2 separate regions of the Mus musculus genome follow, and region 2 is linked to region 1. Evidence: chromatin loops called from intact Hi-C (ENCODE). Cell type or tissue: left cerebral cortex. All regions are shown on one strand.

What was found. A loop is a pair of places that touch in the nucleus more often than their neighbours do. Peaks named below come from ENCODE experiments on the same cell type or tissue, not always from the same donor. Only the 100,000 strongest peaks of a DNase experiment are listed, where the experiment ranks them.
Region 2: it touches region 1 in a loop (6-fold over the local background); 6 of 42 quality-filtered maps call a loop at or near these places.

The regions. Positions count from the first base shown.
Region 1 is chr3:17,326,769-17,334,768 of GRCm38, forward strand. It overlaps Gm30340 (a long non-coding RNA gene), which reads right to left. Exons shown (of 7, transcript XR_880680.2): 5 at 7,557-7,701; 6 at 6,487-6,572; 7 at 1-3,936. Among named protein-coding and RNA genes, the nearest start is that of Gm24963, 79 kb to the left of the region's middle. In left cerebral cortex, no CTCF peak of the experiment used is centred here; DNase peaks (open chromatin) are centred at 3,898 and 4,175; H3K27ac peaks cover 1,663 bases.
Region 2 is chr3:17,782,820-17,790,819 of GRCm38, forward strand. It overlaps Gm30340 (a long non-coding RNA gene), which reads right to left and starts at 3,161. Exons shown (of 7, transcript XR_880680.2): 1 at 3,103-3,161; 2 at 2,392-2,591. Mir124-2hg (Mir124-2 host gene (non-protein coding)) reads left to right here and starts at 7,102. Exons shown (of 3, transcript NR_033490.1): 1 at 7,102-7,361. In left cerebral cortex, no CTCF peak of the experiment used is centred here; DNase peaks (open chromatin) are centred at 1,445, 2,474, 2,943, 3,458 and 8 more places; H3K4me3 peaks cover 6,195 bases; H3K27ac peaks cover 7,754 bases.

The sequences.
Region 1 (8,000 bases):
CATTTAAAGAAATTATGTCAGCTGTGTTTTATACTTTTAAGCTTTATCTTTGGATTGTTTGAATAAGCAGCTTAAACTTTACTCTCATCAGTAAGACCAGGACTGTGCATGTCTTGCTTATAGGATGGTTCGCTACTGGTACCACGTAAAAGTCTTAAGTTGCTATGGTTGGTCTCTCCTAACCAAGTGTCATTCTTCAGAAGCCCGTTTCACGGGATCAGCAGTAAAGTGTTCTCTCTATGGTTTCACAGAGGTAAAACCAACAATCTAAGAGATGGTATACAGAGAAGACTGAGGCCCTCCATTTTGTGGGCTAATTGCTTGATTACCAGCCTGAAACAAAATGGAGGTGAGGCCTTTTAAAAGCAGCCCAGGTGGCATATCATAGAGAAGTAGAAAATTTATCAGGAGGAAAAAACATTTCTTACAGAAACTGTAACATCTGACGAGAAAAAGATTATAGGTAATGCAATACCCATGGATTACATTATATTCATAAAGCTGTGGCTAGATATGATAAAGAGGAACAAAGTACATGTTGAAAGAGAACTATTCTAGGTTAGCAACAGTTAAATAATAATAATAAAAAAAAAACAGAAAAGGAAAACGAATTTAATCTGAAAAGTAACCTTTCAAATGAACACTTAAATTGGAAAACACCATGGGTAAGAAATAGACCACAGCATTTAATTTGGCCTGGCTAGTTGGAAGCCTATATTTACTGTACTATAATTTCAAATTTAATTAAGTTGCACTGCTGACGCCAGTAGCATCAACACAGTAAAGATGATTAATTGCATGCGTAAATGAAATATAAACAGCTCAGGAAGCAACATTAATGCCGAACCTTGCACACAGAAATGGTATGATCGATTTAAGTGTAAGCGCCTACCTGCGTCTTTGAGACACTTGCCAAAATTGGGATAACGGTCCTGCGATGAAATATAATCACTGTACCAAAATATAACCTTTTACGGGTCATTATTTTCCAAAGACATGTGCCCAAGCTCCCCTTTCCTCTCCTCCCTACACCTCAAGCCCCAGCTTAATTTGTTATCTGCTAGGAGACTTCTCAGACAATTTGCATTGTCATCATATGAACTGGCTACTGGTACACAAACATGAACTGACACACTGCTATGGAGGGACAGGGCTGTCACAACAAGGCAGCTGGACTGTTATATATTCACTTTGCTCCCATTGTACTTCCATTCACAGCAGCGCTAGGACAAAGGGCCTGACAGAGCTAACCACGGATTGTCACCTTGATTTGTCCGGGATAGCAGATATGCAGAAATAAATTATATTTTCCTGCTTATGAACATAACATGGAAGCAAATAAGCTTGCAAACAGCTCTTCCAAGTAGTAATACCAAAGAAACATCTCCTGTTTCAGAGCTACTACATGCTGCCTTACCAAGGATATGAAGAAAAGCTGGAAGAACACAGAAAGGGTCTCCAATATTTTATGTCTAACATGGCAAAACAAATTCTCCGGTTGTGAAATTTGTGACTGATATTTCGCTAAGCTTTGATTGGTGATGAAAGGGAATACAACTGTATAAAATGTAAACTTACCCCTCCTAGAAGATGCCATGTAAAACCTAGCAAATGCACCTGATGTCCTCCCCCACCCATAGGAAATACATACTGTATTGAAATAATTCTTTAAAAAATAAAATAAATGACATTATTCAATGTTGAATTGTTTCTCAATAAAATAAATCTTATGTTATTTAAAATTTACTAAATGTTAAAATGCTATGCCTGAAAGTGGCAAATATAGTCGGCTGCAAATGAGAAATTTTACAGGGTAATGTTTTTATGCCAGTGTTTAATTTACTACTTTATTGACAAGGTGTTTGTGGGCCTTTGAGATGAGACAGGTTTAATATCTACATGTAGATAAATGAAGCAGACAAGGTCGGAAAATGGTTTTCTGCCAGCTTTCTGAGGAAAAACAGAACATTTCTCCCTGCAACAAGGCTAAAAATATGTCACCTTATAAAATAGGAATCATTGCAAACCTGATAAAGATCAAAAGCACAGAAGCCTTATCAATTCTTTCCATTTTCACAGACAATGCCACAGGCTTGCTGATCCTTCAAAGGACACATTTTCACAGCCTCACATTTAAAAACTTTCCAAGAGTTATACCATTACCTACAGCTCATTTCATTATTATTTCTAATGCTATCCCAACAGGATTTGCTAGGAACTTGCACAAAGAAACACCTAAAAATACATCCCATTTGCTCTTTTACAAAAGAAATAAATGATGAGATACGGCCAATCTGAACATGTTACGTTTTAGATGATGACTTGCATTCTTTTGCCGAGAATACTATATTGAAAACAATCACATGAAAACTTACTATATTTCTTTCAAATGACCTATTCATTTTGAATTTTTCCTTGTTCTTTTCTGTTTTGTACTGCACAGAACATACAGATTCTGTCCACAAAGCCACACTTAATAGCCAGTGTTTTAAACAGTGACTAGCACAAACCAAGATGATACATGGAATTGGGTGGTGCATATGAAGACAATGTAAAGCACTTCCCTATAATGAAATGCAAATGCCACTCGATCAAAGGTTTACACTCTCACAATGAAAGATGCACTCAAAATTAAACCTATGCTTTAAGAGGATAAGAAAAAAAAAAAAAACTGAATAACTTGCTGTAAATATACTCAGGGAAAAAAATCTAAATGAACACAAATTGTTATTTATTACTGTCCAAGAGAAAAAAAATGGTACAGATGTGGCTTTCCTCAGAATTCTATGCAGCCAACCGTAAGAGCTCCGTGCCCGTGCACCTGACTGCAGCAGCAGAACCCGAACTTGATGGTTACAGGGGATGACAGAAAGGGAACATTGAAAGTGCTATTATGCAGTTTACAAGGGAAAGGCTTCAACACATTTCAGCTTCCTCTGGTTATCATAGATGGGTCTCTTATGCTCTCTCTCTCTCTCTCTCTCTCTCTCTCTCTCTCATCTTTCATGTGTATGCTTATTAGTTGTGCATAGTTTTAATTTTGAGACTTGATTTGTCTTTGGTGGCCACCATCTCTTAACACCCTGCATCTTTTAGGATTTCACATCATTTGACAGATTTTCAGTCTGCTTTGTGGTTGTAAATAAAATTCATAAATATTGGATTCATGTACATGGTCCTCTTTGGAAAAAAAAGGGGGGGACATTATCCCACTTCATCTCTGTACTTTAATCATATGTTCCGAGACCACATTTTATATTACTAAGTTATTTTTTTCTTGATTAAAAGTAGCAATGTGTTCAGTTTAAGGCTTTTGTCATTTCAAGAACTAAAATGGTTTTCAGTAGAAACATTCCTGTTTTAAACTATATAGTATGCATATTCTTCACAGCTGAATGTGTCACATAAAGATGATTCTAGAAATAGAAGTTATTTGCAATTATTTTATACAATGTACAAATTAGAGTTCTATGTTCATAGTGTCTATACTCATTGAAGAGGGAAGGAAATGGAATGATTTAAAATTCCCAAAACATGTTATATCATATCAAAACACAGACCACAATAGTTATGATAAAGAAAATAGTGATTTTTTTTTAAAAAGTATTTTGTGGAGGACCGAAAATATAAGATTTTTATTCCAGGGAAGAAAGCCACAATTGTTCAACTCTTCTCCCTGGTATGTTCCTGTTCTGTGTCCAAATGTTCCTATAAAGCATTTCTGAGACCAGGATTGCTGCTTGGCATTGTCTTAAACTTTCCTTGAATTTAAGAGCGATGTAAGCCATGCTGCCTTGCTCCTGATATATTGGTGAGTAGGCCTTCGAAGATTCTATTTTCCACACCGGGTCAAGACTGCTGACAAGGGATTAATCAGCTGCTCCTCCTAAGCCATGAATCAGAACAATTGCTGTCAGGTTCCTGTGGTACAAATGCCTGGGAAGAGAAGAGTTGGGAAATGAAAGAATGTATCAGGAATGTAGAAACAAAAAGTGCCAGAGAATAAGAGAAGCTAGCTGAATCTACAATTTGGCTACCTGTGATTTGATCTGGTTCAGTCACGAAATTAAATAGATGAAATAAATGTTGAACTAAATGCTTTCGAGGATCCACCCTATTCCTCTGAGATCACTGTCTTATATCACTTGTGACATTTTATAAAGAAAGCTTTCTGCCCATTTACTCTCTTTTGGTTGGCACTGGCTCTGTTCAGGTACACATTGAAACATGTCTATTGGCTGAGGTTTAAATTCAGGGAAGTCTGGGCAAAATGTGTGCTTCTCTTCTGTACAGCTACTGCAGAGCCAACATTGTATTTAACCTCTCTGTATATGTTTGCATTATAGAATTGGAAAATGCTGAGTGAAAATGCATTGAGTGGAAATGAAAACCCACATTCTTAGATTGTAACAGGATTCTTTGTGTAGGAAGATATACTTACATTGAAATGGCCTTTCTGTAAGTGAGATTGTCTATGATGACATGAAAACGCATGCAGACTAATATCACATTTGTAGAAACAACTGTGTCTAGATTTTCAGATAATAGTGAGGAAAATAACAAAGAATTCTTTTTCTTGAGCATCATATATCATATGCAGATAGGTATTTCTGATTTTGATCTTCAGAATATGGTATTTATAGGAAGGCAAGTATTAGGACTGTGATTTAAAATAATGGGGAATATAGAACAAAGGTGATTAATAATTGTGCCATGAAAATTAAATCATTTTGTATTAGAGAAACGGGAATATAAAGGAAAGTTTTCAAAATAAAGCCTTTTTTATTAAAAATAAAAATATTCAATGTTAATACATTTTAAATACTGTAGAAAACAACTCTTTCACAATTAAAAATAAATAGCAATTTTATGCTGATATATTTTAGTAGAATAATTTGCTTTTCGAAATTTTAAGAATAAAATTATATCCATATTTCTGTCATAATGTAAAAATGGTCATTTATAAATTTTGGCTATGCACTGTGGTTTGTTGTTACAGATGAGTAACTGAAAGTAATAAATGTATTTTAATGTTTCACAATGATGTCGTATGTGTATATAGTTTATAAAGAAGTATAAAATATTAAAATTAGGAATAAATACGAACAAAAGATATGAGTAATAAAGCCTTTCTATATGCATCAAGATTGTATTTTATTCTGGGCATATATTTAGTGCAAACTGTGAGCAATAAATGCGTGCTGTTTTTAAAACACAGCACAAAATTAGTGTGTTAAGAGCTACTCTACAAAAATAGTGCTTTATATAAAAATAGTATTAGTAAGCATGCATTAGTAAGCATTGGGTCTTATCATTTTAAGTGAAGAGTTTGGTATATCTATATTACGAGTAAAGAAATTCGAGTTACTAGAGAATGATATATAGTATGCACCATATTTCACAAGAATGCCTCTTCTCCTAAAGTATTTACCCTGTGTCTTCAAAATGTTATTGAGAAATAAGTGTACAGCTACTGGTACCTTCCTTAAATGCACTGAAAACGTAGAAATGCATTTGATTACATAGTGTAAGAACTGATATTAAAATTATCTATGGCTCGAATGAAAAAAAAACCTTTACTTGACAGATAAAAAGAAAACCTGAAAAATCTTGTAAAACAGATTGGCATGCAAAGTGCTTAGTGGAAGCACTATTTTTAGAAATAGATGAGTTATTTTTATCCACATGCAAAGATTAATGCATCTTATAATTGATGAAATATTTGATTAAAAATAATTGCATGTAGAGTGAGTCAAAATGACTGTTTAGCACAGTTCTGACAATGATTTATAATGTGCTTGGCAAAGTTGTGCAAAGCAGTGCGTGTAAGTAACCTGTAAACGGTTACAAAGAGAGGATTTAATATATCCTGTTTATTGATAATATTTTATATAAGTAGAAGCAATGAGAAAGCATTTCTAGTAAGGTGCTAAGAGTATACCTGAACTTAATAATGTATTTGTTTAGCATTTTCTAAATTTATTCTATTTTTAACAGTGCAGTTTTGTTACTGTTCTTCATAGAACAGGAATCCTTTTTTTTTTTGATGCTACTGTCCTACCACTTAGGCAAGAAGAAGAGCATTTCAAGGCAAGTTGTGCATGAAACTCCCTGTCCTTATTTTTATGTTTTATCTTTATTTTTTAAAGAGGATATTTGCATATCCACAATTAAATAATATTTGTTTTCTAATTGCAAATGATTTAGTACAAAATGGTAACTGATGAAAATGCACATGTCAAATCTCATACACACACACACACACACACATATACACACACACATTTAAAGCTTAATGTGCCTGAACGTAATTTCTGCAAAACAAAGTAAACTACTACAGATGATGTGCAGAGATGCTCACATGCAGAGGTGCTCACATGGAGAGGTGCTCCCACAGGACAGAGCAAGGGGGAGACTGAAAGGCAGGACTGGCACTGAATACCCTTCCCTGTCTGAAAGGAAGGAAGTCATGGATGTGATTCCTACCTTTCTCTTCAGAAAGGAAGAATGAGGACATCAAAGCCACGTTCAGGCCATACAGTCTGGTTAATATTTTCTCAATCATAGTGGACCTTTAGGCAAAGAAATAACAATCTCTCCTTACTATTAAAGAACAAAATTAGTATTTTTAACTTGCTGAGTAAGTATGCACAACTGAATTTCACACCTGATTAATTTACTTTTTTTGCACCAATATTTCATCATTCTGCAACAATATCTCCTCTGTTTTCTACATATAATTTGCAAAGAAGTTTTTCAGTAATATATAAACATGTTCTAAGCACTATTATTTTGAATTCCATATATATATAAAAGCATGCATGGCAACTGTCTATTTTCTTTTTTTACATTTATTTCACTAGAATGTAAATTTAACCGGAACAAAAGAGATTTTGGAAAACAGATTTGAAAACATCTCTGTGGCTCTATCATTTTTATTATACTATTCATTATTTAAAACATTCAATTTAAATATATTTTGATCATATTCTCCTAACCAAGTCATTCTAGATTCTCTTTGTCACTACCAACCCAGCTTGATTTTTTTTCAAAAAATAACCAAAAACCCAGTGCATCAACAAAATATCATAAAAGCAAGAAAACAATTAACATAGCACCCAGAAAGAAAGAAAAAGGCTTTAATAAAATAAAAGCACACACATACATGCACACACACACATGCAAACACACACACATAAATAAACAACAACAAAATCTATGGAGTCCGATTATATGCTGGTCAATTACAATATAAGACCTGAACTGAAGTGGCTGATATACCCATCGACACTCAATACCATGGTGTCTAGGGTTTCATTCACTCATTCACTCATTCATTCATTCATAATTCATTCATTTAAACATAGAAAATAATATACAATAAGATCAAACAATAAACAAACAAAAAGTTATTTCAATGAAGTTGTACAAGACAAACCAACAATATGAAAAGAGGCCAAGGGAACACATAAGAATCAAAAGAACCTATTTGTTCACACATTCATGAATCACATAAAAAGAAGCCCAGCTATAGACACAGAGGACAAGGTGCTGACCTTCGCAGGCCCTGTGCTTGCTCTTTCAGTCTCTGGGTTCATATGAACTGTGCTCAAGTTGATGTAGAAGGCCTTGTTCTCCTGGTGTCTTCCATCCCCTCTGGCTCTTAGGTTCTGCATCCTCTCCAGTGGGTTTCCCTAAGCTCTGAAGGGAGGAATTTGATGGAGGCATCCCAGTTAGAACTGAGTGTTTATATTTATATATATATATATATATATATATATATATATATATATATATATATATATATATATATATAAATGTAAATTGGTAGAAAACAGGTTTCTTCTAAGAAAAATATCAGAAATATATCTAACCATATCAAATTTTATTGCTATATCACTGCTGTTATCTCCAACTTGCATAATATTCTTAAAGTATTTGTTTACTAAATATTTGGAAACTACCAAAAATTAAAAGGTTGTAAAATGTGGTTTGAAGAA
Region 2 (8,000 bases), 460 kb after region 1:
AGTTTGTCAGATCATGTTGATATAAATTTAAATTGAATGTGACAAAGTAGGTTCAAGATGAAAATAAGAAAAAAATGGATTATATACAACTGCCTTGAAGGAAAATCAAAGAAAACCTGAAATATAATTCCAAATAAACTGACCAGACTGAATATGACTTTTTAAAAGGCCATCTCATGCCATCTTGCCATTTTTTTACAGGTTTAAAAATATTCAACTCTATGAAGACATTTGTTTACCTTTGTAGTTGAAATACATTTAAATATCATTGGTACAAAAAGAAAACAATCCATATGGCTTTTTAAAAGACAGATATATATTTCATGGTAAGTAGATGACTTAGATACTCACAAAGTAATTTTTACCTTGCTTTCTCACATCTCTTTTAGAGTTCAACCAGATATATTTTATTTTAAAGACTAAACTATGTGTATGTACTAGCCCAGAATTAATGTTCCTGGAAATAATATTAATGATATCATAAAGATACACCAAATTTAATAAATATTGCCTTCGTGGTGAATATTAACAAATAACATTTTTTCTGTTTTAAACATTTGCTGAATCTATATATGTATTATATCTTTGTACTTTGACAAATGTAGAAGATAATCTAATTTCCATACAAATTCACTGGTATATTTAACAGACTGTCATTACAATACCATTTACTTAATTTCTCTGTTTTTTTTATGAAGATGAAAGAGGAAGAATGAAGGAAAGAATGGGAAGGTATTAAAATCTGTAAGTATGTGTTAAAATGGTATACTATGTAATGATACACATACACATGCAATGCTTTATATGCTCAGATTAAAACTTTCTTTATTTGCTTATTCAATGAAACTCACAAGAAAATATGTGAAAGATCAGCTGCATTTAGTACCTCCTGTCTACAAATAGAAATATCTACACAAATGCAAAACACATTGCTCTGCGAAAATTAGGATGTCAAACCAATTGCCAAAAGTTAAAAATATAACCAAAAAAGCCATGTCCTACATACTAGTGTTTATAATGATTGTATTCTACATCCAAAATATTATTTTTCTGAATCAGACTAGATTTCCTCTGTGTGTGTGTGTGTGTGTGTGAGTGTGTGTGTGTGTGTGTGTGTGTGTGTGTGTGTGTGTGTGTGAAACAGTCTTGATTATATTTCAGGTGGCACATTACTGTGTATTGAACAGTTGCCTACTGCTTCTCTGAATAATCCTATTTGCTCATTTTGAGAAAAATTTCTAAAAGAATTATTCATTGTTCTTATCTGTGCATAAATTTTACAAACCATTCTCCACATTTGGAAAAAATAATCTTGAAAGTATATCTACCTACCGAGAGGAAAGACCACTGAACTTCCTCCTGCCTACTACATGTGAGAGCTTGTCAGCATTCAACTCCAAGGCCTTTATTTAATACCAGCCTTTAAATAATTCAGATAACAGTTGATTACTCCATTGCAAGAACTGTCGAGCTCTGCAAAATCTGAATCACACAATATTTCGTACATAAGAGATGCAATCTTGACTTGTAGGCATCTAAGTAAAATGCACTTCTTGAGACCAAACCACACAAACTATTTTAACATTTCTATATATAAAATCTGGCAAATTCCAATTTGCTTTACTACCAAGTAATTTTGCATGCTTGCTTTCATTACTAAGACATCTCATTCTACAGCTTAATTTGGTCAGTTTACAATCCCTCATACAAATATTTTCTGGATTTAAAACCTTTCTTGAATCATAACAAGTGAAATGGGTGTTCAATATTCCAAAAGTACACATGAATGAAAATTTAAACTTAAAAGAATACTTTCATATTCATCTCTATTTCTTTAGTAAATAATTGGTTAATGTCGGTTAACAACCAAGATTCAATATCTCTCGCCTCTATTCACTTGTAAACACCAGCCTTTACAAAAGAGCTTTGCTCATTTGACTAAATTACAACCTGAGAAATGTGAAACAGTTAATAAGAAAGGGAAAGAAGGAATGAAGGAGAAAAAAAAGAATTACTGGCTTACAATTTCCAGTCAGAAAGTGGGGAAATTTTGCCATCAAAAAACTGTCTAGGTGAGTTCTGAGTCGATTATATTAATACATAAAGCTGATGTAGCAGAATAAGTGACAGACAAACAACCAAGTTACAAGCATAAAATAAGATCTATTTAAAAAAAAAAAACTCTGAGTAAAGAAAGCTCTGGTAGTATTGACCATTTAGAACCATTTCTATCCCTAAAACTATTTATCGCTTTCTTTCACTTCAAGAACAGTTCTCTTTACTGTACCAAGCAAGTTCAGTCTTCTATATGGATCATGAAACATCATGAAGTATAAAATCTACAGACTGCGTTCAGTATCAGCAATAAGCACATTTGACGATTGCTCATACCATTTGGAAGCCAGTGCTCACATGACGAACTGGCCTGACACCTCATCCATCAGCAGGGTGCCCTCAGCAGAGTGGACAGTCTTCCGTGCACCATCTCGAGTGGAGGCCCAGCTGGGAAACAGCCTTCTTTTCCGATAGCAATTAGATCTTTAAGATCAGACCTTAGCAATTTGACCTAAAGCCATCCTTCCTTGCAAAGTCTTCGGAAGAAAAGACAAGGAAATAGGCAAATGAGAAATGCAAGTCTCTCTGGCCTGATTAAAAACTTTGTTGTGTCAAATAAACTTTGGCCACCGGAGGAAAGAACCCTATGGTTGCTCTGGTTTGAGAAAGATCTGTCCCAGGGCTCTCAATCTTCTCTTCACCTCTCCCACTCTCCCTCTCTGTCTCCTCTCTTGTTTCAAAGGGGGCCTCTGGTCAGCGCTGATTAATAAGTGTTTTTTGTTGTGAAGTGTTGAATAATAGAGGATGGCCGGTGACCCAGTAAAGACTGAACCTTGCTCGGGTTTATTGTGGCAAGCTGAGAAAGGGGCTTTAGGCCCAGGACCGCAAGCACTGACCCGCACACATCCCGTGGATCGCCTATTCATTCTCACAGCCCTGCAGTCGCCCAGGCTCCCATTGTTTGCCAAGTAACAATGGAGGTTTCGCAAGGAACGCAAAGCTCTTTTCAAACCCTCTCTGATGTTTTGCATTTAGGGAAACACCAACCTTCACTTTTTTTTCTCTCCGCATTTTCCCTCACCTCAGTTAAAGTGGATGGTTTTCGGGGGTGGGGGGAAACTTGTGTGAGTTTGGCGATTGTTTGCAGAACACCAGCATCTAACGGAGCCTAGACCGATGTGGGTCGGCGGTGGGGGTTAGGAGCCCCAGAGATTCCTCCCCCTTCTTCTTCTTAATGCTTTTAGAGAACGGAAGCTGCCTCTGGGGAGAAGGGGGAGGGGAAGGGAGAAAAAAGCGTTTCCTTGGCGCGGTTGCCCGGCGGGAGCTCTGCGGCCGAGGCCCAGGCCAGGCTTCGGGCCCTGGTCGGCCACCACGAAGTGGCGGGTCGCCTACAGCAGCGGAAGGCACCGGCGAGTGGCTGCCAGGTTTCTTTGGCTCTGCCTGGGCGGCTCGGTGCCCAGCCCTGTTGTCAACTCCTCCGCTCCCCTAGTCCCTCGGGCCCCACAAGCCCTGGCTGGGCGCGCTGCGGGGCAGCGTCAGACTCAGGGTCCTGGGGGAGTCGGGGACTGAGGGCCGACGCCCCGAGGCCGGGACGGCTCCTCCTGAGACTTCCTTCTGCCGTGCTCTTTCGCAGCTGTTGACTTTCTGTCGTGGGACAGGGGACCGGCTGTGGGCATCTGGGCTAAGTGAGGTATTGCGGAGACCGAACCAGGCCTGCTGCGGCCACCGCCTCTCCGGACGCCTGGTGTCCGCGGCCCCGGCCGGGCCACGGGCAAGCACCTGGGCTCGGACCCAGGGTCTACGAGAACGTGGGCGCCTCCCGCGTGGGGTCTTCGGCTTCTCCCAAACGCTCCCCGCCTCCCTGCACGTGCAAACGTGGCGGGACAGCTGGTGAGGCTGGGCGCGGAGGCCTCAGGGGTTTGGGCAGTTAGCAGCGGCCGGTGGCCCACACTGTGGACGGTCGTCTGGGAGCTTTCAGCGCCCTGGGTAGGCCTAGCGCTCTGGGCGGAGGCCAGGCCAATGACTGCCAGGAGGGGTGTCCTATAGAACCGTGAGAGACGGTCCCCACCCCATCCCCCCCAGGCCTGGTAGGTGCGCACGATGCCTGTGACCGCTCTTACTCCGCGCACCCTCGCGTTTACACATTTTCCCTGAGCATTGCTAAAGCCGAGTAGCTGTGCGGCCCCGAGGCCTGACACTAAAGTCTGGGTCGCTGCCAGCCGCTTAATGTACCCCAAGAGTGCCTCGATCTAGCTGGGAGCAGCAAAAGAAAGTGGGAGCGAGGAGGAGGAGAAGGAAGAGGAGGAGGAGGAGGAGGAGGAGGAGGAGGAAGGGTGAAGGAAAGAAAACAGAGGGAAAGGAAGGCTACGAACTCAGGCCAGCGCAGAGGGAGTAGGGCTCATTGTCCCGTCCCTTCAGTCCAATTGATATGCTAATCTCTTTTCTGATGCGATACAAAGAACACCTTTGCACTTTAAAAAGACTTTTGTGCCCTGGCTACAGAAGTTTATTATCCACTAATTAGCAACAACTTCTGGCAATGAGTTGGGTTTCGTTTTCATAAGCTAGCTCTAGCTATGAGGTGTGCAGGGCAGTAAGAGGTTCGCATTGCAGAGAAACCCTCTTATCCCGGGTTAGAAAGCAATCACTGGCTTTGGTTGCTCAACCGAAGTAGGTAGGAGATCCGGATCAAGAGTTAAAGGTGTCTAAATATAAAGGCTCCTTTGGAAGGACTTTGCAGGATCCAACTCTGTGTTTTCCATCCCCTGAGCTGCCTGGAGGCCATGGCTGTATCTGTCTGTCCATCTTTCTTGGGTAGACGGGGAGTGAAATCCGGGAGCAAATGTTCCGGCAGTAGCCTCAGATTCTTGAGTTTTCCTTGGCAGGTGTTTCTTAGGATAGCGAAGTATGCAGGAGAGGCCCATACCTAGGAAACGTGAGGTCAGCTTTCATACAGTCCTAAGGCCTTCCTAGAGCTCCGGGGCAAAGCTAGTATTGCCAGAACTGGAGAAGAAGAGGCTGGGTCAAGTACCTGTACTGGGTGGTCTGAAGTCGCCACCCCACTGAGCCATCTCTGCTAGCTAACCAAAGCTAAGCACTGCAACTTCCCCGTAGTGGGCGGGATGCACTGAACACTCTGACCTGGCCCCTCCACGGGCCAGGCAAGTCCTTGAGGATCTTTAGCAATCACACATCCCAGGTCAATAAACTGAAAACGGATAGAATGAACATGATCAGTGAAAAGATACAGGGAAGGAAAATGATGTACCTAGTGCCTCCCCAAGTCAAAGTCCTCTGCCCCGATAAAAAACACCGACCTTTAGACCTGCTTTCTGTCTGGACTCCAGGCACAGAAATGATATTTTGTCAAGTAATTCCAGCCCCCACTCAGCACTTTACAAACATGTTTTACAAACACACAAGAACGTATCTTTTCTTTAGAATGTTTTATTTCATATTTTGTTTTACGTTTCCAAGTATCTTCGTAGGAACGCTTGTTGGATATTTCAAGCAGACAGAGGTACAGCTCAGTTATAGCCCAGTTCACTTAGCTCTGTGCTCAGGGTGAAACATGGCCTAATTCAAACGCCCAGGGTGACTTAGAGTATCAGAGTGAACATTTACAGTCAGGAAGTGGTGACATGTTTTGTTCCCATTGGGTAGTACTGAAGTTGCACCTCTCCAGTGTTCCAGTGTGGGGGGTTCTTGACTAGAGTTAGAATGAGAAATGGGGGTAGGAGCTGACAGTAGACTTAGCAGCAAATTACTGACAATTCAAAGTTTTTTGTGGTAAGGGATTCTACAATTTCCCAGAAGATGGGAGCACTAGGAAGGAGAAAAACACTCCTAAGTATCTTCCTAGCAGTGGCCTTGGGGGAGGGGGGGGTGGCAGGTGAGTGAGAGAGGAAGGTGGCCTTGCCACCCCACCACCTTCATTGAGGTAGAGCAATGGCTTGGTCTGGATTCTTTCTGAAAGAGAAACTGCAGGAATGCAGAGTTGCTTTTTGCGCCCCAACCTACTTAAAGGAGTGGGAGCCAAACCCCTGCTCCCAACAACAAGCAGCATTTTCCTTATCAGAAGCCCTCTGGGACTCAGCAAGCTTGATAGGCTCTGGCTCTGATGTCCCATAAGGCCCACTCTGTGGCTGGAAGAAACATGATCAAAACCCATGGAACTCAGACTTCACTGACCACAGAGTCCTGCCTGGAAAAGTTGAAAACATTCTCCCGAGCAAGGCCTATTTGTAGAACTCCTCAACCTAGTGTCTGTATAGCAAATTCTGATCCTATTTCATATTAAGAACATACTTACGTTTTTATTTAGTCCAGCAGATTTTCCCAAATGACTTAATTTCTTCCTGAGGCAATTTTAAAAATTCAGAATATTATTGTTTTTTAAAAGGAAAGAAATAGAAAGGCTCTCATTTAGAGCACTGAGGGATGTTATCAGTGTGACCTTGACGTGTAAATGGAGAAGGCATGCTAGGTTTGAGTCCGAACTCTTGTCTTCTTGCGTATCTGAGATGTTCTCGGTCTGGCTAAGAACAGGGACATGAGGAGAGATTTGTTTTTAAAGGTTACCATTAGCGGTTCACTAGCTGAGGTTAGGAATTTTGTATTTTTATATTTCGTGAAATTCATGATTTAATTATACTCCTCAAACAAATTAAGGGCAGGCCTTCTACACAAATTGGAGGCAGCTAAATGCTCTTTTGTGCCTGCAGCTCTCGGATTGTTAAAGAGGCTGCTGATGCATGAGAAGAAGTGCCTGATTTAACTCATTGGGATGCAGGAAGCGACCTGCCCTCTTTTGAAAAAAAAGTGAGAGAGAGAGAGAGAGAGAGAGAGAGAGAGAGAGAGAGAGAACACTAGCTTTAGAAGAGCAAGAGGGTGAGTGACAGAGAGAGGAGAGGAGAGGAGAGGAGAGGAGAGGAGAGGAGAGGAGAGGAGAGGAGAGGAGAGGAGAGGAGAGGAGAGGAGAGGAGAGGAGAGGAGAGGAGAAATACAGGGGCAGGGGGTGTGTGCCAAACTCCTTCTTTGCTGAGTAGAAAGCTTCTGAATTTCAAGCAGAAAGTGGAAGGAGCTCCACAGAGCAATATCTTGGGCTGCGTGTGCAGAGCGTAGACAATGAAAATCTCCGCCCCCTCCCCCATGCTCTCAAGTCTTCAAGATTTTTTTCTTTCCTTCACAACGATGGAAGCTATGTAAAAATCAAATACACAGAGATGTATATACTTTTTTTTTTTTAAAGCACAGACTAACAAACCGAAGGACCTGACCATGGATTATTCAAGGACTCACCTGCTGTAAGTACTGTCTGTCTTTTCCTGGGTTTTTAAGCTCTGCTTCGCGCGGTGAACTGAGTGTTCCTATTGTGAGCAGAGTTGCTGCCTGTGTCTGTATGTTTTTATTTGTAGGGGCTTCCTGCATTGTTTTTGTTTTGTTTTGTTTTTCTGTACCTAAGCTGCAGCATTTTACCTAGGCTAGTAATAGAGTCCTGTTATTATGCTGTGGATTGTAGCAGTGGGCTGGGGGCAGGGGAGGCGCACAGATCAGGGTTTCCCGCGCTTTGAGCATCCTTAAGAGTTGCTGCCAGCTTAACATCCTCGCTGAAAGATTGGTTCCTGTCGCTCAAAGGGTAGGACTACGGAGCTACCGGACGAGCTCTGGGGACAGGATGGAGTCAAAAGGAGAGATCTTAGACTGGGAGATGATGGGCCTCCATCCCCACAACAACACACCTAGTTTAGAGCCCTCTGCTGCCCACCGCTAACACCCGTTGTCTTGGGAGGATTAACACGGCCCTGAGCGCTGCTTCTGGAACCGAGCCTTTCCTGCGTTTTTGTTTTGTTTTGTTTTGTTTTTAACTTAAACCTTAAAGCTGGGATCTTCTAGACATCAGGGCTAAGTGAGGATGCCTCTGTGTGTGTGTGTGTGTGTGTGTG